Regions from separate parts of the Homo sapiens genome. Here region 1 is linked to region 2. The links are chromatin loops, found by intact Hi-C in ENCODE. Cell type or tissue: K562. All regions are shown on one strand. Each heading gives the region's core, and the rest is flanking DNA. Links, peaks and the distances in the headings are about the cores only.

The links. A loop is a pair of places that touch in the nucleus more often than their neighbours do. Peaks named below come from ENCODE experiments on the same cell type or tissue, not always from the same donor. Only the 100,000 strongest peaks of a DNase experiment are listed, where the experiment ranks them.
Region 1: it touches region 2 in a loop (16-fold over the local background); 9 of 110 quality-filtered maps call a loop at or near these places.

Annotation. Positions count from the first base shown.
Region 1 is chr17:78,844,181-78,859,653 of GRCh38, forward strand. It overlaps TIMP2 (TIMP metallopeptidase inhibitor 2), which reads right to left. Exons shown (of 5, transcript NM_003255.5): 4 at 13,342-13,466; 5 at 8,797-11,684. The coding sequence ends at 11,487. It overlaps LOC124904067 (a long non-coding RNA gene), which reads left to right. Exons shown (of 2, transcript XR_007065923.1): 1 at 1-1,219; 2 at 1,680-2,612. It also overlaps the pseudogene RPL9P29. Among named protein-coding and RNA genes, the nearest start is that of USP36, 11 kb to the left of the region's middle. In K562, for the core only: a CTCF peak has its summit at 8,700 (motif pointing left); DNase peaks (open chromatin) are centred at 8,701, 10,081 and 10,517; H3K4me3 peaks cover 214 bases; H3K27me3 peaks cover 178 bases.
Region 2 is chr17:78,493,696-78,501,695 of GRCh38, forward strand. It overlaps DNAH17 (dynein axonemal heavy chain 17), which reads right to left. Exons shown (of 81, transcript NM_173628.4): 35 at 7,489-7,649; 36 at 6,610-6,766; 37 at 5,313-5,417; 38 at 2,180-2,337; 39 at 1,264-1,402; 40 at 898-1,125; 41 at 341-478. It overlaps DNAH17-AS1 (DNAH17 antisense RNA 1), which reads left to right. Exons shown (of 6, transcript NR_102401.1): 4 at 319-502; 5 at 3,161-3,341; 6 at 5,149-8,000. Among named protein-coding and RNA genes, the nearest start is that of DNAH17-AS1, 13 kb to the left of the region's middle. RefSeq lists enhancers at 1-554, 3,695-4,243, 4,244-4,792. In K562, for the core only: a CTCF peak has its summit at 3,573; a DNase peak (open chromatin) is centred at 3,586; H3K27me3 peaks cover 5,999 bases.

The DNA of each region.
Region 1 (15,473 bases), core at 3,757-11,756, 350 kb after region 2:
AATAGGACAGATCTCCAGGGGTTTACCCAGGCTCCGAAGAGCCACTCCAGGCAGCCGGCTGTTTGGGGAGGTGCACCCTGGTCTTCTAGTCTGCGGATTCCCTGCATCGCTCCCCTGGTACTGCTCTCAAGCTCAAGGGTCACCTCAGCCAGATGTGCCCTAGGCTGGCAGAGGTCCTTCCCCTAAATGCAGCTGGGCAGGATGCCACCCTTTCTACAATAAGTTCGGTCCCAGGGATTCCCCCAACACACACACACATACATTCTCTCTTACTCACATCCTCACACACACTCACACACCCCACCACACTCACACACTTTCAAAATCCACCGACTCTCACGCTCACACTCGCCAGCCCTTTCCCTTGCTCTGTCACTTCCCTCCAAGTCCCCGCCCCACACAGCCTCCTGCAGTCCCAGCCCCCTTGGTGCCAGCCATCTCTGGTGCCAGCCATCTCCCCCAAATATCCACCCTTCTGGGCTCCTTTCTGCCCAGAGGGACCTGAAGTTTCCCTAGGAAGCACTTGCTAAAGGCCTCCAGTCTCCAACTCCTGGGGAAGAAGGATCCAGGCCTCTGCCGCACAAAGCCTCCACTGTTCTCTTGGGGCTGGCACCCCTTCCTGTGGCCCTGTGGCACCAAACAAATTGATTCATCCAGCGAATATTTCTTATTTACTCTGTTCCACATGGTGGTGAGTGAATCAACCCTGGACTCTCCCCACAAAGGACTTAAGAACACGCAGGTCATGAACAAATGAACACTTTTGCATAATTTTTATGACCAACGGTGACCAGGCCAAGAGCAGGATGAGGTGATGGAGAATACCTTGGCCTGGGGCATCGGAGGAAACTCTTGCGAGGATGTGCTACCTCCGTTGAAAGTGGGAAGATGAGAGACCGGCTGTAAGAGGAGCAAGGGAAGGAGGTTCTGGAATGAGAGAACAGCACGAACAAAATGCCCGAGACAGGAGCGAGCTTGGCACCTTCAAGAAAATAAAGAGGAGAATCACTGAACCTGGCACGTGGAGGTTGCAATGAGCTGAGATCGCGCCACTGCACTCCAGCCTGCGAGACAGAGCGAGACTCCATCTCAAAAAAAAAAAAAAAAAAAAAAAGGAAAGAAAAGGAGGCCATTGGGATGGCTGAGGCTGGAAGGGTGGACCAGGTGCCCCACAGGCAAGAGGTCCCAACTATAGATGAAGCACGCAGGCTACAGACAGGTGAGTGGTGCCTCGGGTGAGAGGCAAGTTTGTCTCCATAGGTCATCCTGCTACACGGAATTCTCCAGAATCCCCTGCAAAGGTGTAGATGGGCTGGGTGCAGTAGCTCATGCCTCTAATCCCAGCACTTTGGGAGGTCGAGTCGGGCGGATCACCTTGAGGTCAGAAGTTCAAGACCAGCCTGACTAACATGGTGAAACCCTGTCTCAACTAGAATACAAAAATTAGCTGGGCATGGTGGCATTTGCCTGTAGTCCCATCTACTCAGGAGGCTGAGGCAGGAGAATTGCTTGAACCCGGGAGGTGGAGGTTGCAGTGAGCCGAGATCGCGCCACCGCACTCCAGCCTTGGTGACAGAGCGAGACTCTGTCTCAAAAAAAAAAAAAAAAAAAAAGGTGTAGATGGCTTATGCTTTGTGATTTTCAATGTGACTTGTTTTTATTTTTTTCCAAATCTATAGGTCTTTTATTGAATCATCTAAATATCACAGATACTTAGGTCTGAGGAGTCATCCAACATCGTGTTTCTGTAGCTGGACAACTCTTAGAACCTCCTCAGCAGCCTGCGGAACTGTTCCTTTTTAGGAGACGTAGACAGCACCCCAACATTTTCTGATATCCTTGTTTTTAACTATTGCTGCTTGCTGAATCAGAGCAGCTGAATTTGAACAAGACTGAAACAAGCTCAATGTCGCTTCCTTCAAAGATTAATTCGACATTCTGGGCTTGAGATACTGAATAAGCAACACCTGGCCTCATCCGAACCCTGCAGATGGATTTTCCACCCAAGATGTTTCAGATTTCAACGAGAGTCCCGTTCTCCTGGATAACGACGTTTCTGGGGAAGTGAGCACCCACAGAGGTCATCTTGTAATGGAACCCAGGGCAACCCCTTTGACCATGCTCCGTACACGACTATGAACAGTCCCAACGGCAGCCGGCTCCCTTCAGTTTCCCCACCGTTTGTCAACCCGGAGCCTCTTTTCCTTTCCAAGGAGACTGAGTTCTACATTGATGTGATTGAAGTCTCTCCTCAAGGCTGTGTGCAGTGGCTCACACCTGTAATCCCAACACTTTGGGAGGCAGAGGCAGGCGGATCACTTGAGGCCAGGAGTTTGAGAGCAGCCTGGCCAACATGGTGAAACCATGTCTCTACTAAAAATACAAAAATTAGCCAGGCGTGGTGGCACATGCCTGTAGTCTCAGCTACTAGGGAGGCTGAGGCAGGAAAATTGCTTGAACCCAGGAGGCGGAGGTTGCAGTGAGCCAAGATCGCACCACTGCACTCCAGCCTGGGCGACAGGGCAAGACCCTGTCTCAAAAAAATAAAATAAATAAATAAATAAATAAATAAATAAAGTCCTTCCTCAGGGTTCCTCTCAGGCCCTTCCCAATAACTGTGTGTTCCTTTAGAGTAATGTTGACCTTTTCTGGAATATCCATGGGTTGGTTGCTGGGAACGGTCTTCATTCTCACAGTAGATGCGGCAAAGACAGCAGTTTTACTTTTTTAATATAACTTCCAGGCATCTTAACCTTGGAATTTTGAACATACTAGGACGTGTCTTTCCATGAATATTGTAAATTGTCAGGCTGGTCTAACAAGGCGGTTTTGGAATTCCACTTTGGGAGGTGTAGGAAGAATAACTTTAGAGCGGACCAACCCTCAGACACTGCTGGTAGGCATGTAAAATGGTGCAGTCACTGCAGAAAACAGGACAGTGCTTCCTCCAAAAGCGAAACATAGGACTACTATACATACTATCTATACATACTATATAAACTGTATATATACACTATGTATACAGTATAGACATAGTATATATGTCTACACTATATACATAGTATATACACATAGTATATACACATAGTATATATACATAGTATATACCCAGTATATATACATAGTATATACACAGTATATATACATAGTATATACACAGTATATATACATAGTATATACATATAGATATACGTATATACTATGTATGTAGATATAGATACTATCTATATATATATTATGCTTCCAGACTTAATTATTGCAATACAATTTTTTGTGTACTATTATGTATAATTATATTGTAATTTTATTATTTATTTATTTTTGAGACGGAGTCTTGCTCTGTCACCCAGTCTGGAGTGCAGTGGTGCCATCTCAGCTCACTGCAACCTCTGTCTCCCGGATTCAAGGGATTCTTCTGCCTCAGCCTCCCGAGTAGCTATTACAGGTGTCGCGCCACCATGCCCGGCTAGTTTTTTGTATTTTTAGTAGAGATGCGATTTCACCATGTTGGCCAGGCTGGTCTTGAACCCCTGACCTCAGGTGATCCACCCTCCTTGGCCCCTCAAAGTGCTGGGATTCCAGGCGTGAGCCACCGCGCCTGGACTGTATTGCAATAATTATACATAATACTACATATATACAAATATACATAATATTGTGTATATACATATATACTGTATATATAGATATATAAATATATAGTAGTTTAGATATATGTATGCTGAATCAGAGAAGCTGAATTTGAAACAAGCTTAATGTCCTTTCCTTCAAAGATTAATGTTGTATTAATGTAGGTTAATGTTGAATATACATATATGGCTCTATATATCTATAGTAGATATATATCTACATATATCTATAGTGTATAGATATCTATATACATATACTAAGTGTGTGTGTATATATACGCCAATTAAAAGCAGGGACACAGATATTTGCACACCCATGTTCATAGCCACATTCTTCACAATAGCCAAAAGGCGGAAGCAACCCAAGTGTCTACTGATGGATGAATGGATAAACAAAATGTAATAGATGCACACAATGGAATATTAGCCATGAAAAAGAAGGAAGCATGGATCCATGCTATAATACCAATGGACCTTGAAGACGTGCAAAGTGAGCTGGACATAACATAGGTGGAATCATGCAGGATGATAGAATATTTAGAATAGGAAAATCCATAGAGACAGAAAGTAGACTAGAGGTTACCAGGGGCTAGGAGGAGGAGGACGGGGGTTATTGCATCATGGTTACAGAGTTTCTGGGTGGTGGTGAAAAAGTTTTGGAAATAGTGGTGATGGCCATAAAAACATTGTAAGTGTAATTAACTGAATTGTACACTTAAAAATGGTTAGAAGGTGGCCAGGAGCGGTGGCTCATGCCTGTAATCCCAGCACTTTGGGAGGCTGAGAGGGCAGATCATGAGGTCAAGAGATCGAGATCATCCTGGCCAACATGGTGAAACCCCGTGTCTACTAAAAATACAAAACTTAGCTGGGTGTGGTGGCAGGTGCCTGTAGTCCCAGCTACTCGGGAGGCTGTGGCATGAGAATCGCTTGAACCCCAGAGTGGAGATTGCAGTAAGCCAAGATTGTGCCACTGCACTCCAGCCTGGGTGACAGAGCGAGACTGTCTCAAAAAAAAAAAAAAGAAAAAAAATCTATAGTCACAGCAAATTGCCTATCATAAAATTGATGCTAGTAAAATATTGTAATTCCACTGTTTGGATTTAATTATTTTTTAAAGTTAGATCAGGTAAAAATATCCATTAAAAATTAGGAGGGAAAAGATACTGCTACTGTGTGTCCTATAACTAGGCTCAAGTTCTTCCATCAGCTCCAAAGTATTTTATTTTTATTTATTTATTTTTTTGAGATCGAGTCTCGCTCTGCCACCCAGGCTGGAATACAGTGGCTCCATCTTGGCTCATTGCAACCTCCACCTCTGGGGTTCAAGTGATTCTTCTGGCTCGGCCTCCCAAGTGGCTGGGATTACAGGCAGGAGTCACCGCACCCGGCCAGCTCCAAAGTTCTTTAACCAGTCCTGGTGGCTCCCCAGCTCCACCACCAGGCTCCATGTCCCTTCAGATTGGATCTTGCAGGGTCTCTTGCTGCTTTTCCATCATGGGTGCACACATCTCTGTTGATGGGTTGAGGCTGACCTCACCTGTCCCCATGCATTTTTCTTCCACAGGGTAAACAAGACTGAGAGGAAATAATGGTGTCTAGTTGTGTCCCTAACAATGTCGTTACCCCATATGTGAGTCTACAAACTGATTTTTTCTTTTTCTTTTTTTTTTGAGACAGAGTCTTGCTCTGTTGCCCAGGCTGGAGTGCAGTGGTGCGATCTCAGCTCACCGCAATCTCTGCTGCCTGGGTTCAAGCAATTCTCCTGCCTCAGCCTCCTGAGTAGCTGGGACTACAGGCGTGCACCAGCATGCCCAGTTAATTTTTTTGTTTTGTTTTGTTTTGCTTTTGAGATGGAGTCTCGCTCTGTCGCCCAGGCTGGAGCGCAATGGCATGATCTCGGCTCACTGCAACCTCCGCCTCCCGGGTTCAAGCGATTCTGTATCAGCCTCCCGAGTACCTGGGATTACAGGCGCCCACCACTGTACCTGGCTAATTTTTGTATTTTTAGTAGAGACGGGGTTTCACCACCTTGGCCAGGGTGGTTTTGAACGCCTGACCTCAGGTGATCTGCCTGCCTCGGCCTCCCAAAGTGCTGGGATTACAGGTGTGAGCCACCGTGCCAGGCCTAATTTTTGTATTTTTAGTAGACACGGGATTTCGCCATTTTGGCCAGGCTGGTCTCGAACTCCTGAACTCAGGTGATCCTCCCGCCTTGCCCTCCCAAAGTGCTGGGATTACAGGTGTAAGCCATGGCGCCCGGCCTACAAACTAATCTTAAATCGTTTTCAAAGATCAGCAAAACATGGATAATTGTTGAAAACAGATCATAGACACATGGAGTTGGTCATACCATTCTCTGCATTTTTGTATATGTTTTAAATTTTCCATAATGACTTTAAGTTTGACTTAAATGCATAAATATATGAAAAGGGTATAAATCACCTGGCGTGCTGCTTACTAAAACTCCAAATGTGGGCTGCAAATGCCAAGTAAGTTCATTTGTATGAAATGGAAAGTTTTGATATTATTATTATAGTATACCACTCAACCATTTTCCCTACATATTTGGACATACAGAAGAAATAATCCAAATATTTCTGCAGTAGATATTAAGTGGATCACATTTAATGTGACATTGGAGCAAACTTCAGATGTCGTAAGTTTGTTCTTGCTTTTTGGGCAGTAACTGCACACAGTAGGAAACACGATTCTTCTGGCTGCCCCTGGAATAACAGATTCTGCACAACAGTGTGCACATGGGCCAGGGGGCAGCTAACTGTTCAAATACACCATTGAAGAATGTCCATGGCTGGGTGCAGTGGCTCAGGCCTGTAATCCCAGCACTTTGGGAGGCCGAGGCGGGCGGATCACAAGGTCAGGAGATCGAGACCATCCTGGCTAACATGGTGAAACCTCGTCTGTACTAAACATACAAAAAATTAGCCAGGCGTGGTGGCAGGTGCCTGTAGTCCCAGCTACTTGGGAGGCTGAGGCAGGAGAATGGTGTGAACCCGGGAGGTGGAGGTTGCAGTGAGCCGAGATCGCGCCACTGCACTCCAGCCTGGGCGACAGATCAAGACTCTGTCTCAAAAAAAATAAAATTAAATTAAAAAAAATTTCATATGGTGAAGTATTATGAGACTTTTGATTGAAGTTTGAATTATGATGGGAACATCTTTCTCAGCACAAGGATAGGGTGGGGGCAGGGAGAAACAACCTGGAGAATAAGAGAGACCCGGGAGGCCAAGCACTGTGGCTTACCGGAGGCCAACGTGGGCAGATCACTTGAGGCCAGGGGTGTGAGACCAGCCTAGCCAACACGGTGAAACCCCGCCTCTACTAAAAATGCAAGAATTTGCCGGGCATGGTGGTGCCCACCTGTAATCTCAGCTACTCTCGAGGCAGAGGTTGCGTTGAGCTGAGATCACACCGCTGCACTCCAGACTGGGCAATGAGGCGAGACTCTGTCTGAAAAAAAAAAAAAAACAAAAAAAAAGAAAAGAAAAGAAAGAAAGAAGGGGGAGCTTCAATAGTTATTTAAAAAAAGAGAGAGAGAGAGAGACCTAGGAGTTAGATCAACCAACTGCAATGGATGGATCTTATTTGGGTCTTGATTCAAACCCATAAACCACGCAAAAGCATCTATGAGACAGTCAGAGATGTTAGAACACTGACTGGATATTTGATGACATTGATGAATTCTAAGTAAGTTTTTGACATGTGATAAAGCTATTTTGGATTTTGTCGTTGTTGTTGTTTGAGACAGGATCTCACTCTGTCACCCAGATTGGAGTGCAGTGGTGCGATCTCAGCTCACTGCAACCTCCACCTCCTGGGCTCAAGTGATCCTCCCACCTCAGCCCCCCGAGTAGCTGGGACTACAGGCATGCACCACCACACCCAGCTAATCTTTGTATTTTTTGTAGAGTTGGGGTTTCTCCATGTTGTCCAGGCTGGTCTTGAACTCCTGGGCTCAAGCAATCCGCCCACCTTGGCCTCCCAAAGTGCTAGGACTATAGGTGAGCCACCGTACCTGGCCTGGAAAAAGGTTTTAAAAGTAGTTTTTATTTTTTGGCTGGGCACGGTGGCTCACGCCTGTCATCCCAGCACTTTGGGAGGCCCAGGCGGGCGGATCACAAGGTCAGGAGTTCGAGACCAGCCTGACCAACATGGTGAAACCCTGTCTCTTTTTGTATTTTTGTAAAAATACAAAAATTAGCTGGGCGTTGTGGCGGACACCTGTAATCCCAGCTACTCAGGAGGTTGAGACAAGAGAATCACTTGAACCCAGGAGGCAGAGGTTGCAGTGAGCCAAGATCATGCCATTGCACTCCAGCCTGGGTAACAGAGCGAGACTCCGTCTGAAAAAAAAAAAAAGTAGTTTTTATTTTTTAAACATATGTGTACTGGAATATTTATAAATGAGACTGCTTCATGCCTGGAATTTTTTCTTCCAAATAATTTCGTGAATGGTGGGTGAAGACTGAGTGTAGGTCTAAAGCTGGCCATGAAGCCCTCAGTGTCGAAGCTGTGAGACGGGTGCATGGCTCTGCGTGTCTCTATAATAAAAAGCCAGAGGTATGTGTTGAATGAAGGGGACCCTCTCCTACACTTCTGCCCCTTCATCCACCTAAGGAAACCACATTTGCTTTTACCTGTCCCATCTCTGCTGCCCCGTCTCTGCCACTGCATCGCACTTTTCTTTTCTTTTTTCTTTTTTTTTTTTTTTGAGACAGGGTCTCACTCTCTTGCCCAGGCTGGAATGCAGTGGTGCAATTATAGCTCACTGCAACCTCTGCCTCCGAGGTTCAAGTAATCCTCCTATCTCAGCCTTTTGAATAGCTGGGACCACAGGTACATGCCACCACGCCTATTTTTTGCAGAGACAGGGTTTTGCGAAGTTGGCCAGGCTAGTCTCGAACTCCTGGGCACAAACAATCCACCCGCCTTGGCCTCCCAAAGTGCTGGGATGACAGGCGTGAGCCACCACACCTGGTCTGCATCCCATATTTGACTCAGAGCTCACTGGCCTTGTTTCTCTGGAGGACACAGGGCGCCCCCTCCCGCCGGACAGGAGAGGCTCCTTGCAGAGGCTGATTCCCATTCTTGAGCTAGGAAGTGGCCGTTCTGAACATCGGATACAGCCACACGGAGAGAGCCCACGTTCTCTTTGATAATACTGTTTATTGTCCACGGACCGAGCGATTGCTCAAGAATGATACAAAGCATCAGAGACATGCGCAGTCTGCTTGTCAACTTTCAACAACTCTTGTGTGTTCCCAGCACCGGAAGGTCTCAGACTTCATATTCCAGCATAAACACAGTGCTCCCCTCCCCCAAAAATCCAAACGGAAACAAAATCAACAGAGCTTTAAATTACGGCAGCAAGTCCAATATTTCTTAATACTTATCAAGCAAAGATTTGAAAATAACTACAATGTAAACTTTATTTTAAATATTTTGAGTTGCTTGCAGGATGAAAATAGGAGAAGAGAGCTGTGCTTAGAACATAACATATAAATTAAACGATGCCAAATGGAGAGCCTTCTTAAACTATATATATATTGCCACTATTTATTGTGAAGGTATTTGAGCGGCTTCCTCTGTCAGCTGCCACCCGGCTCTTCTTAACCTGTTTTGTTTTCTGCTCAGCACGGTTAAAAGACCAACGTGTGTGGATCAAATATAAAGGCCACACCTTTCAGACCGAACCTACTCAAAGATCCTTTACTTTGCAATAATTTGAACTGGAGAACCAAAGACGGGAGACGAATGAAAGCAAAGATGCTCAAAGAACCAAAGGAAAGACCTGAAGGAATCCACCTGCATAGGCCACGCGTTCCACTCTGGGTCAAATGCTTCCACGATGCAGAAACCTTTTTTTAAAAAAGTGCAAGTCTAATACCTACCAAGGGTAATAAAAAACACAGCACAGGAATGATTACAGCTGATGTCAAAAACAAACCAAAACATTAAAAAAACAATCAGCAGAAACAGGAGTAAATGTTACATATGATATCACCATACAGGAAGCGAACAGGGGTGGGGTGTTATATGGGTTGGAGGGGTCTGGTGGAGTTGTATATACTGAAATCACATGGACTGGTCCATTATGACATCTTACCAACTTTAGGTCACTGTACAGCATGAAAACGCCCGTGGGGCAGGGGCCGATTCCTGGATACCCTCCCAGTCTGCCCTAGAAAGGGAAGTCATCAAGATCTGTGCTGACCAGGTCCCGGTGGGCATGGGGGCTGCATGCCACTTGGGGGTCAGGAGTCTTAACAGGTGCTTTGGGGTTGCCGCTGAATAGAACAGGCTAAGGTGGCTTTGGAAGCATTTTGCAAGACCACGCCCAGGCCGCCAAGCTTCGGTTTCATTGCGTGTGTATGTTTACATAATGTGCCTGTATATCGTCAGTTTATCTTTACAACACAGGTGGGAGGAAACAAGAGATTCTCCTTATCATTACCGAGAAAGTTCTTCCTATCCTAACCCCCATATCACTGGCTTCAGGAAACCACACTGAGGGAACACATAGGTTCCCTAGTTCCCTAGGAAGTTTCTTAGCTAGGTAATCTTTGTCATTTAAGAAATACAAGCAGAAGTTGGTATATCTGCAACTCAGGTTCACCTATCATCTGAGAATTCACCTTTAGAAAAATAAGATGTCTCTTAAAACAGGCCATAGTGTCCTGGAGGCTGAGAAAGAAGTGAGTGTGTCACCAAAGCCACCTACCTCCAAAATCCTTCCCTTCCTAGGCTGGACTTCTTACTATGCTTAGCTGGCGTCACATGCAGAAAGCCCCGTGCAGAACGATGGCTGTCAGTCTTTGAGGGAGGGAACACTAAGCCTGGGAGGGCACAGCAAGACCCAGCTTTTTCTGTCCTCAGGATGTGCAGATGGGGAGCCCAGCCGGGCCCTGCACACAAGCCCGGATAAAGCAAAGCTGTGCAACTCAATCCAGGTGCCTGATGCCAGAACAGGCAAGAAGCAATGGCAACCGCAGCAGCTAGGGAAGGGACCTTGAGGGCAGCCACCGGCCCCGGACAGCAGCCTCAGGACAGGACCTCACCGATTCCTCCTGCAAGCTGGGGAGCATGTGGGCGGGGGGGGGGGGGTGGGGGGGTGGGTGCAGACCAAAAAGACTCAGCTGAGGCTGGAACGCAGCTCAGCTGGGGTTTCTCGCTCCCATTTCTACAAGGCTCAGAGGGAGGCTCCCACTGGAATTCTGAGGATTAATAGGATTGATGGGGCTCCTTCAAGAACTAGCCACTGGTTCCAGGCTGCCCTTGGATGTGGGGGGAGTCAGGTGCTGGGAGCTCATGGTGGGCACCGGGGCGATGGGAGCACTTGCCAGGGGCAGGGAGTGCAGAGGCGTGGAAGCTGCAGAAAACAAGGGCCATGTCCCTCTCAAGATGAAAGGGACCTGGTAGGCCTGCTACACAGTCTTGCAACGACCCTCAAAAGTTTCTGCAAAATGCACATTTCCAGGCCCTGCCCTAACCCAGCTGGGAGATCCCTAAGTGCTGCCTGCTTGGCATCTGTGACGGTGCCAAGGCAGGGACTGGGAGGGAAGCCGCGTGTCCCAGCCCTGCCTGCACCCAAGGATCGAAGCCCCAGACACATAGTGCCTGGCAGAGGGAGGATGGGATGAGGACCTTGGACCCACGTCTCCCTCCAGACCCACAACCATGTCTAAAAGGAGAAGGGGGGAGCAGAATCATATTAATTTGGACCCATGGGATGAGTGTTTTATTCATGCTGTTTCCAGGAAGGGATGTCAGAGCTGGACCAGTCGAAACCCTTGGAGGCTTTTTTTGCAGTTGGCCACAGGGGCGTTGGAGGCCTGCTTATGGGTCCTCGATGTCGAGAAACTCCTGCTTGGGGGGCGCCGCGCCGCGGTACCACGCACAGGAGCCGTCACTTCTCTTGATGCAGGCGAAGAACTTGGCCTGGTGCCCGTTGATGTTCTTCTCTGTGACCCAGTCCATCCAGAGGCACTCGTCCGGGGAGGAGATGTAGCACGGGATCATGGGGCAGCGCGTGATCTGGGGAGGGGCACACGGAGGGGGACGGAGTCAGGGACCCAGGAAGGGGTGGGCAGAGGCTGCTCTGGGGGCATGTCCAGAACCCGGCAATGTGCCTACCTGTCATGTGCAGGGATGGCAGCCTCTCCCGAGACCCACGGTTCCTGCAGGGGCAGGCAGCTGGCCTGCGAGGGGGTCTAACCTGCAGGGAAGCTGTGCCCTGCCCACCGCTGCCCCCCCTCCTACTGCAGGTGTGCTTCCCTTTGGGCCATCTTCTACCTTCCTGAGCATGACAGAATGGCCTCAGCTTGGCCCTGCCCTCTGGGGGACACAGCAACAATAAAAGGGCCTGGGTTTCCTGGAGACAGATTCCAGCCCAGTGTTGCTCGCAAGCCGAGCCCCGAGGTCATCGGCAACTAGCAATTTGGCCAAGGAACCCTAGGCTACAAGAGGATGACCGCCTTCACCACCGTGGAAAGAAAAAGGAAAAACTTGCTTTTGATTTCATGCTGGGCACAGAGGAGTTTCGCTTAACATACGTGTGGCTGGAGACTATGAGTTCAGAATTCCTGTTTTGAACATGCGGAGAAGGGGCTGGGGGCCGTCAGGAGGGAGGGCAGCCCCAGGCAGCTCCCCAGGGAAGGCCAATCCCCACAGCCTCACCAGAGTCTCCTGGTCCCAGACTCACTGGGAGTGACCCAGGGTGGGAGGTGCCCAGCACTCAGCCATGCTTCCTGCAGGGAGGGTGGGGATAGGGTGCTAGGAGCCCACAGGGTAGGAGCCAGCCTGGGAGCCCTGGAGGCGGTAATCTCACCTTCCACAGCCACATCTAGGCGCTGCACTGCTCCAGCTGTGCCTGGCACAACCTCCGGGCTCATTTTAAGAGGAGCAGGTGTTCAGGTATTCTCAACACACAGACCCCACATAGACACCAACCCAGGTGTGAAAATGTCGGGAATGTTGGAAACAGCGTAAGGCCTGCAGTGCCTTCTCATAAGCCACACAGGCGTTTGCACTTGCACATTTGTAGAAAATTCTCCATGGGACCATATTCTCTCTCCCCATACAGCTCCTTTTTCTGGAAGCTACAGGTAACAGAGCTGAATTCATGCTCTTACTCTCAAATCTCCTAGCCTTCCAGACATCTCCCTCTTTTTTTTTTGGGACAGAGTCTCACTCTGTCAACCCAGGCTGGGGTGCAGTGGTGTGATCTCAACTCACTGCAACCTCCACCTCCCACATTCAAGCAATTCTTAAGCCTCATCCTCCCAAGTTGCTGGGATCACAGGCGTGCACCACCTCACCTGGCTAATTTTTGTATTTTTGTAGAGACAGGGTTTCGCCATGTTGGTGAGGCTGATTTCCAACTCCCGACCTCAAGTGACCCACCTATCTCGGCCTCCCAAAGTGCCGGGATTACAGGCGTGAGCCGCAGCGCCCGGCCTCCAGACATCCCCTGTCAGAGATGTGCCTCAGGGCTCTCCAGGGACCAGGGGTCAAAGGCTCTGTCCCCAGCCAGACAGCCTTACTCTTGGGATGACTCTACCTTCCCAGAGCCTGGTCTTAGATCAGGAGCCGGGGATTAACGGGTCCTGGAAAGCCAGGGATCAAAATCCCTGCCGTCCATCTGGAGACACTGGGAGGAGGCGATGCTCCAGCAGAGGCAGGACCTGCTTACCTTGCACTCGCAGCCCATCTGGTACCTGTGGTTCAGGCTCTTCTTCTGGGTGGTGCTCAGGGTGTCCCAGGGCACGATGAAGTCACAGAGGGTGATGTGCATCTTGCCGTCCCCCTCGGCCTTTCCTGCGGAGAGACGGGGATCACCGAGCTCAGGGAGAGGGAAAAGTCCTCCTCCTGCCCAGCTCCTCCACCCGGCGCAGGGGCGCTGGGATTTCGTTGCAACAATCCTGTGCACTGTCTATTCTGAGTTAAAACACAGTGGGTGGCCAGGCACGGTGGCTCACTCCTGTAATCCCAGCACTTTGGGAGGCTGAGGCGGGTGGATCTCTTGAGGCCAGGAGTTCAAGACCAGCCTGGCCAACGTGATGAAACCCCCTCTCTACTAAAATACAAAAAATTAGCCGGGTGTGGTGTCACACGCCTGTAATCCCAGCTACTTGGGAGGCTGAGGCAGGAGAATCGCTCTTGCACCCCAGAGGCGGAAGTTGCAGTGAGCCGAGATCGCGCCACTGAACTCCAGCCTGGGTGACACAGCAAGACTCCGTCTCAAAAAAATAAAAAGTGGAAAAAAAAAGAAAGCCATAATGCATGTTCACTGACAGAAACTTAAACATTGGAAACAAAGAAAAAACTTCCTGGCCAGGGGCGGTGGCTCATGCCTGTAATCCCAGCACTTTGGGAGGCCGCGGCAGGTGGATCACAAGGTCAGGAGATCGAGACCATCCTGGCTAACACGGTGAAACCCCCGTCTCTACTAAAAATACAAAAAATTAGCCAGGCGTGCTGGCGGGCACCTGTAGTCCCAGCTACTCAGGAGGCTGAGGTAGGAGAATGGCGTGAACCCGGGAGGCGGAGGTTGCAGTGAGCCGAGTTGGTGCCACTGCACTCCAGCCTGGGCCTGGGCGACAGAGCGAGACTCAGTCTAAAAAAAAAAAAGAAAAGAAAAAAATTCCCTACTTTCATTACCCACAGCTAATATTTTGATGTATTTCCTTCCAATATTCCACTATTGATTTTGAGACAGTCTTGCTCTGTCGCTCAGGCCAGAGTGCAATGGTATGATCATAGCTCACTGCAGCCTTGACCTCCCAAGCTCAAGCGATCCTCCCGTCTCAGTCTCCTGAATAGCTGGGACTATAGGTGTGAACCACTACACCCTGCTAATTTTTTATATTTTTTTTTGTAGAAACAGGGTCTTGCTATGTTACTCAGGCTGGTCTTAAACTTCTGCGCTCAAGCAATACCCCCACTTTGGCCTCCCAAAGTGTTAGGATTATAGGCATGAGCCACCACGCCTGGCCCCAATATTCTTTTAAATTAAATTTTATTCTAAAAAAAGGATAGAGACGATGTTTCACCATGTTGCCCAGGCTGGTCTTGAACTGAGCTTAAGTGATCCTCCCACCTTGACTTCCCAAAGTGCTGGGATTACAGGTGTGAGCCACTGCGCCCGGCCAATATTCTCTTCTATGTGCATCTTCACACATAAAACGTCATGCAGTATGTAGATTATATTGTTTCCTGTTTTGTTTTTCACAAAATATTAATTCACAGGTGCTTCTCCCATTTGAGTTTAAACTTATAATTCTGCATTTTTCCATTATGAAGAGCCAAAGCATGGAATTTTTGAAAATTAGGAATCTGCTCTGAATTCCCTTCATCAGGCATGATGAGCTGTGGCTTCTTTCTGTACTTCCGGCTCCTGACTCAGCTGCCTCCTTCCTTTGCTGAAGATACTACATTGGCAATAGCCTTGGCGTTTTACAAGCAGGAGGAAAAGAACAAAGCAGTGTGTTCCAGTGGCTGACAGAACCTAATGACAGCTATGGAAGTCATTTAAAAACTCATCCCTCAGGCCAGGTGCGATGGCTCATGCCTGTAATCCTAGCACTTTGGGAGGCTGAGGTGGGCGGATCACTTGAGGTCAGGAGTTCGAGACCAGCCTGGCCAACATGGCGAAACCCCGTCTCTACTAAAAATACAAAAAGAAATAGCCAGGCGTGGTGATGCATGCCTGTAATCCCAGCTACTCAGGAGACTGAGGCAGGAGGATCGCTTGAACCCGGGAGGTGGAGGTTGCAGTGAGCCGAGATTGCAAACTGCACTCCAGCCTGGGCGACAGAGACAGAC
Region 2 (8,000 bases), core at 1-8,000:
CACTCCCTAGGCCATGGCAGGTGACAGGAGGGCGATGGGTTGGGCCGGCCACAGGGACAGGGAGACAAGTGACTGACGTCAAGGAGAGAAGAGCAGGAAGACAAGGAGGAACAGGGAGGGAGGCCTCACCCAGGGATCAGGGATCAGGGGCTGTGGCAGCTCCTCCCCTCCTCCTCGGCCCCCAGCTTCCTCCCTGGCCCATGACTCAGGCCGGAGGGCTCCCAGGATGTACTGGGTTGGGGTCTCCGGGGTGGCGGGGAGTGATGGAGGGCCGACCCTTCGCCCCAGCCCTCCCCCACCATGCCGGATCCCTGCAAGGTCCCTGGAGCGGGTGACACACCTGAGATTTGCCGCTGCCCGCATTCCCGACGATGAACACGGAGTGGCGGACCTGCAGCAGCTCCTCCAGCTGCACCACCTTCAGCACGAAGCTGTCCTCCGCCTGCAGCTTGAGCTCCACGATGCTCTGCTTGATGATCTGGGGAGACATGGATGAGGCTGGGTGAGGAACTGAAGCAGCTTTTCTTTCTTCTCGCTGGGAGGCTGGGGGGCTTCCTGCCCCGTGGGGGAGATGATAAAGGCGCCCTTGCCCTCCGATGCACGTGCGTCTGCAAGTTCTGCTGTCAATGCCGAGAGTTGACATAGCTCCACCGCGACCTCATGCAGGGGGTCGGTTTGCCTGAAGCCCCCCCAGCCTCAGTTGAGAGAGTGACCTCCCCCAGCACTGACAGGGTGGGGCTGGCCAGGGCCACGGAGGCAGCTGTGGCTCAGAGGTCTCTTTGTAGCATCGGGAAACGTGCGTGTGTGACACGGGTCTCCACCCGTCCAACATCAGTGGGAAGGAAGCCCCAGCCAGGCAGGCTTCTCCGGACAGACCTGAGACCCAGGAGTCCCGACCTTTTCAAAATTCAGGTCCCGTTTCCGAGGCACGTCCAGAGCCGGGAAGAGGTCCCCGATCAGTCCCATGAATACGGGCAGGTCGTCTGTCACAATCTTGGGGATGTTGAAGTCTCTCAGCGCCCGCATGAGCACCTGGTCCTCTGCCCGGCTGGGGTCGCCCCTCTTCAGGGAGCCGGCCACCACCAGCACAGACTTGATGGCTCTCAGGCCCCAGTCGTAATGATCCTGCGGGCAGTGGGCACAGGTGGGCAGACGTGAGCTCACCTTCCTGTGGCCAGCAGGCAGGTCTGGAAGCCAACCCTGGCTGCTGCCCGCATCTCAAACTCCCACCCACACCCGCCGTGAGCTCCAGGACACACACACCTGCTTCGAGAGCAGCTCCTTGCACAAGGTGTACAGGGTGATGAACTTCCTGGCCAGAAGGCGGGCTTCCAGAAAGCCCTCGGCCATGAGCATGATCTCACATATCAGTTCGAAGTCGGGGACGACCATGGCACAGGGCCTGGGGAGGTCAGCGGTGCCTGTGGGCTTCTGCCCACTCCCTCCCCAACCTACACCCCTGCCTGTCCCTCTTCACCTAGGAGAGCACACCTCGACTGCCAGGTAGACCACAGCAGAGTGTTGAACCTTCGGTCCTGGAGCCGGGCTCCCAGCCCGCCTGCTCCCTACTTCCCTCCTCCTCCCACATCATCCACTGGGTGCACCTTCAGGGCCCCTCCTCTGAGAGCCACCCCAACCCCCCAACCCTGCTTTCCATCACTGTGTCCCAGGTGCGGTCCTCCCACCCAGGGGAAGACAGAGTGCTTTCTAAGGAGGCCCTCGCCTGCCTCATCCTGGGAGTGTTTTTTTTTTTTTTTTTGAGACAGAGTTTTGTTCTTGTTGCCCAGGCTGGAGTGCAATGGTGCCATCCCGGCTCACTGCAACCTCCGCCTCCCAGGTTCAAGCGATTCTCCTGCCTCAGCCTCCTGAGTAGCTGTGATTACAGGCATGCACCACCACACCGAGCTAATTTTTGTATTTTTAGTAGGGACGGGGTTTCACCATCTTGACCGGGCTGGTCTTGAACTCCTGACCTCAGGTGATCCACCCTCCTCAGCCGCCCAAAGTGCTGACATTACAGAAGTGAGTTACTGTGCCCGGCCATCTTGGGAGCTTTTGATGACTTCTTCCCTCCCCAGCTTGCCCTCTGCCCCTCCCCTCTGCCCACTCCTTGGCACTGGGACGTTGCTGTGGCCGGCCTGGCTCACTGCAGCCACTCACTTTCACCTGGGCCACGTACCTGAATAAGGCTTTTAGGTTCTCAGGCAGCTCCGCGCGTCCGGCGTACCCAGGGTTCATGGTGATGAAGATACCGACGGTGGGAATGAGGCCTATGATCTCTCCCAGGAAATTGAATGCTTTTTTCTTGGCCCGAATTGCATCCTGGACACATTTTACCTGCACGGTTGGTGACACAGACATGTTAGCATGGAAATGGCCAGCTTCCACACACCAGAGAGGCCTTCACATATGTTAAAGCATGAGGCTGCGAATTTGCGCCTGCAAATTCAAACCTCCTAGTTTATTTTTTAAATTAAGCCTTTTATTTTTGAGAAAGTTGTAGATTTGCATGCCATGTAGGAAATAATACAGAGGGCCAGGCACAGTGGCTCACACCTGTAATCCCAGCACTTTGGGAGGCTGAGGCTGGAGGATGATTTGAGCCCAGCCTAGGCAACATAGCAAGACCCTGTCTCAATAAAAAATACAAAAGACAGTGATTGGGGGGAAGAAAAAAAAATACAAAGGCAATTCTGTGTACTCTCTGCCCCATGTAGCCTGATGGGAACATCTTGCCTAATAACAGTACCAGTCACAGCGGGGGTGGTGGGCGGGGGGAGGGTGGGCGCGACACTGAGGCCAGCATTGCTGTCACCATGGGGTGACAGCCCTCTTATAGCCACACCCCTTCCCTCTTGCCCCCTTCCCTCCGTTTGACCCCTGGCAACCATGTCCTTTTTTTCTGTGATTTGGTCATTTCATGGATGTTATATAAGTGGAATTGTATCATACACGATCTTCCCAGATGGACTTTTTTTTTTTTTTTTTTTTTTTAAGACTGAGTGTCACTCTGTTGCCCAGGCTGGAGTGCAGTGGTGTGGTCTCGGCTCACTACAACCTCCACCTCCTGGGTTCGCCCCATTCTCCTGCCTCAGCCTCCCGAGTAGCTGGGACTACAGGCGCCCGCCACCACGCCCGGCTAATTTTTTGTATTTTTTAGTAGAGACAGGGTTTCACCATGCTAGCAAGGATGGTCTCGATCTCCTGACCTCGTGATCCGCCCGCCTCGGCCTCCCAAAGTACTGGGATTACAGGCGTGAGCCACCACGCCCGGCCCCCAGATGGACTTTTATCACTCAGCAGAATTCTCTGGAGATGCACCCAGGCTGTTGCAGGAACCAGTAAGTATTTCAACACCTTGTCCCTGCTGAGTTGGGTTCCACTCCCAGCCCTTTTCTGTCCTGTTACTACTCTGGCAATGACCTGTCAGAGGACTGGTTAGCGGCCACCTCCGTATCAGACAGTCTTGAAGGCCAACTGTCAGCTACGAGGTTAAACCTAGAGCATCAGGGGCCGTTGCCTGCTTGAGGTCTCCTCTGGAAACCTGCAGAAGACAGCTGTGTCTCTCCAAGTCACCACTTGAGGGGGCCCAATACTCGCGGTAAAGCTGCTCCCAGCACCTGCCTTTCCCTGTCTTCCCCAGGACAGCCAAGTCCTGGTGCCCTGGTGATCCCAGACACCCCCATGCCCAGTCTGCTGAGCGTGCAGCTTGTCCCCTGGCAGGACTGGGGCCTTTCGGAACAGCACCGCTTCCAGCTAGGCCAAGCCTCTCCTGTGGTCTCCATTGGAGCCCGTGAACATTCAGTGCCCAGAGTAGGGGCTATATAAATATTCTGGGGTTTGTTCATGGACGTCGGAGGTGCTCAGCAGCTCTGCTCCTGTGCTGGGGGCAAGGGAGAGGGTCCCCACGGTAACAGCCAGCACTGCCCATGGTTTGGGGTCCCCATTCTCTTGGTCATGGGGCCTCCAGCCCTGGGGCTGGGGAATGACTGAGGCAGAGGGAGCATAAGGAGAGGAGGAAGCAGCCACCCCAGGCACCTCTAATCCTGCTGGCAGACCTGTGTCACCAACACCGCCTTACAGGTTAGAAGGTGGAGGCAGAGGGAGTCCACATCACTGCCAAGCCGAGAGTCAGGGGTTAAGTTGGTGTATAAAGCAGGCTCTCAGCCGGGCACAACGGCTCACGCCTGTAATCCCAGCAGTTTGGGAGGCCGAGGTGGGTGGATCACCTGAGGTCAGGAGTTCAAGACCAACCTGACCAACACGGAGAAACCCCATCTCTACTAAAAATACAAAATTAGCCGGGCGTGGTGGTGCACGCCTGCAATCCCAGCTACTCGGGAGGCTGAGGCAGGAGAATTGCTTAAACCCGGGAGGCGGAGGTTCAGTGAACCGAGACTGTGCCATTGCACTCCAGCCTGGGCAACAAGAGTAAAACTCCGTCTCAAAAAAACAAAACATAAATAAATAAATAAATAAATAAATAAATAAATAAATAAAGCAGGCTCTCCACCCAGGTTGTGGGGCTTAAGCAGCCCAGGAGGCATTTGCACGTCCACACCCCACATGCTCCTGGTCTATCCTGTGGTGGGAGGACCTTGACACCGCCAACGCCCTGACTTGCATTTCCTTTTGGAAGAGCACAATTGTCCCAGGCCGCTAGGTCGGCCTCCACTTACCTTAGACAGCCCAGTGCTTCTCAACCCCCAGCATGCGTCAGGATCACCTGAGGCATTTGTTTAAAATGCAGAAATGCTCCTCCTAACAAGTGGGGCCCACGCTGGAGATTTTAACAAGCATCAGTGGGGGTGGGGCGCTGGCCCAGGCTGCTCCCCAATCCGAAGTCCCTGCACCCAGGTCGCCCCAGCCACTCCGCTGCACGCTCTGTGCCCCGGCATGGTTGTTCCCAAAACACACGGGCGCATTTCCTCCCTCCTCCTCTTCCTCCCTCTCCCCCTCCTTTCTTTCTTTCCTGCCATTCCCTTTCAGCACCTCCTATGCCCAGCTCCGCTGATACCAATAACAAAGCACTTTGTCTTTCTTTCCTAAGCAAAATTAATTATTCTCCCACCTGTATTTTGTTACACGTTTGCTACCATACATGTAACCTGTAATCTGATTCTGTTTTCAATGTGTTTGCCTAACCAGGCTTTGGGACCCTGGAGGGCAAGAGCTCAATGGCACCACACCACCCTTCGGTGCTTGGAACGTTGCAGAGAGGCAAGGAGGGTCTATCTGGCGTGTGAGGTCACAGGAAAGCTGACGAGCCAGTCACCCGACGTGACCCCGAGGCCGCAGGCAGGGGACTTTACCTGCACGGCAATCACAGACAAGACTTCCACTGAGATGCGATTAAACTCGTCAAAGCAGCCCCAGGCTCCCGTCTGGGCCAGGCCCTTGTAGATATTTCCACAGGACTGGAAAGGGCGAGATGGAGAAAGGAAGAGCTGGGAGGGTGACAGGGAGGGCGGGCGCTGCAGGGGCCTCCCCCTGCCTCTTCGGCTGTGTTTTCTCTTCCCAAAGCTTGCTCAGGCCCCGGTGCATTGGAGCCTTCCGCAGGCCAGCAGGCAGGTCAGCTTACTGCCCAGGGTAACACCGTGGAGGGCTGGACACGAGGAAGAGCCATCCTTTCACCCTTGCCTCCCAGACCCCAGGATGGGGACTTCCTGGAGTCCCTAATAAGGGGCTCAGACAAGCACATTTAAGTTCTAAACCTTGCATGTTTTCTCAGCCCTTTTCTTTCTTGCGTGGAGAGGAGAGGGAGTCCTCTAAGGCGGGATGGGGGCACGTCTAGCAGGCCGGAGGCTTTCCCTCAAGACATCTGTGTCTCTCTAGGCCCCACCTGGGCCAATCAGAAGGACTCGTCCCATCTACACCTGGGATTCCAGGTGGATGTTAAGTCCCTTCCAGGGAGATCCAACTTCAGATTTCACTTTTCTAAAATCCAGGAGGCGGATGTGGACTGCGTGGCCCTGACAGTGAACATGGGCTGCTGGTCCCATCCTCAGCCTCAGGAGGGGGCCCCCAGATTGTGGGGCTCAGATCCAAGCTGGGGAGGGGAGACCCTCTGCAGGCCTAGGGTCCAAAACTCAGGGTTCCATCCCCCTTGCCTTCCCGTCTTGCAAGAGGCTGCTGCAGCCTGGAGCTCCGAGGTATCCCCTTCCCCTCCCTGGCCTCCTGTGAGCCGACGATGTCCTGTGCAGGCTCTAATGACTGATGGGACCGGGCCAATCCCCTGCTCCCCTCCCAAACCCACCTGGACACTGCTTGTACCCCACCCCATGCTGAACCATGAGGGAGGTGCTCACCCCTGTGCGGAGTCCCCAGTTCGGGGCAATCTTAACAACTGAAATTGAGAGAGGGTCACCTCCAGGGCAGGGGCTGGGGCAGGACATTTGGGGCTGCGTCTGTCCACCCTGGAAGTCTTTCCAGAGGGACCACCTGAGGGGGATGCTACCAGCAAGTGGGGGCCCTGGCACCTCCTCTCCAGTGCCATTCACAGGTATCCAGAGATCTGGAGTTTACTGTGGGGCCTCGGAGGACAGGGTGCTAGGATCTGCTTCTATAAAAGAAGACTCTGGGTCCCTCCTCCGGACCCCGGCCGCGTACCTTGTAGTCCATCTGCTCGGAGCAGTTGAAGACGTAGACCATGGTGCCCAGGGCTCTGCCCAGGTCCTTGGTCGTCTCAGTCTTGCCGGTCCCAGCGGGGCCGGCAGGGGCTCCACCCATGATGAGATGGAGGGACTGGGTCAGGGTGATATAGCACCTGCAAGTGACCACAGGTAAGCGTGTGTGCCAGCGACCCCATGGCCTCCCTGCTTTTATTTTTTTGAGACAGAGTCTCACTCTGTCACCCAGGCTGGAGTGCAGTGGTACAATCTTGGCTCACTGCAACCTCTGCCTCCTGGGTTCAAATGATTCTCATGCCTCAGCCTCCCAAGTAGCTGGGACTATAGGCGCCCGCCACCATGCCCGGCTAATTTTTGTATTTTCAGTAGAGATGAGGTTTTGCTATGTTGGCCAGGCTGGTCTCGAACTCCTGACGTCAGGTGATCCACCCACCTCGGCCTCCCAAAGTGCTGGGATTACAGGCATGAGCCCCAGGAGACACATGGGAGAGGGCAGAAAACCTTCAGGTGTGAAGGAGGAACCACAACCGTGGAGCAGAGGCAGCCCAGGTGCCTTTCCCACCTGTGGCATTCAGGGAGGTGGGCACTGCTACGACAACCAGAGTCTGCTCATGAGGGTCCATAAAACATGACCCCAACTCAGCAGGCCCACAGAGGGGTGCAGGAACTCTCCCAAGGCCACACAGCCGGTGCTAGAACAAGGACACAGTGGTAGAACTGAATGTGAACACAGGTCCACCTGACGCAAATGCCCAGTCCTTCCAGCCTCCACAGCTGACCTCCAAGTCGGACAGTTCCAAGAATCATGCGGAAGGGACCCACCAAGAGCACATGTGAGTTACTCAGGGACGGGCCTCACCTGTCAGTGAGTGGGGTGATGACCAGCCGCGGCGTGTTGCCCAGATACTCATAGGAATACTGGATTTGGGCATCGCAGATGTTGGCAAAGCAGTGTCGCTTCTCTTCGTCCCAGCGATGCCGGAGCTGGGCCTGCCAGGTGAAGGCCTGAGAACTCTCCACCTGCAGGATGAGCCGGAGCTCTTGTTGCCAGGTGGAATACAAGAGCTAGGGCTGCCTAAGGAAGGCCAGCATGCCTCCAAGGCCGGTCCCCTGCTGCCCAGGGAACCCTCCCTGGCCCTCTTTCCCCCTCCAGCACCCACATCCAACTGTATGGCCACCCTCAGTGGAATCTCGCTACAGAATGGCACTTCCAATGGGCGGGCACCGCTCATCTGACTGCTGTGTGTTGCTCACCAGGGGTGAGTCCGGGCAAGGAGGTTAGGAGGCAGCTGCAGCCAGCAACAGAGTCAGTGCCCCAGGAAGAGGAAGTGGCAGGGTCTGAAGTCCCTGAATGCACTGCCCTGAACCCGG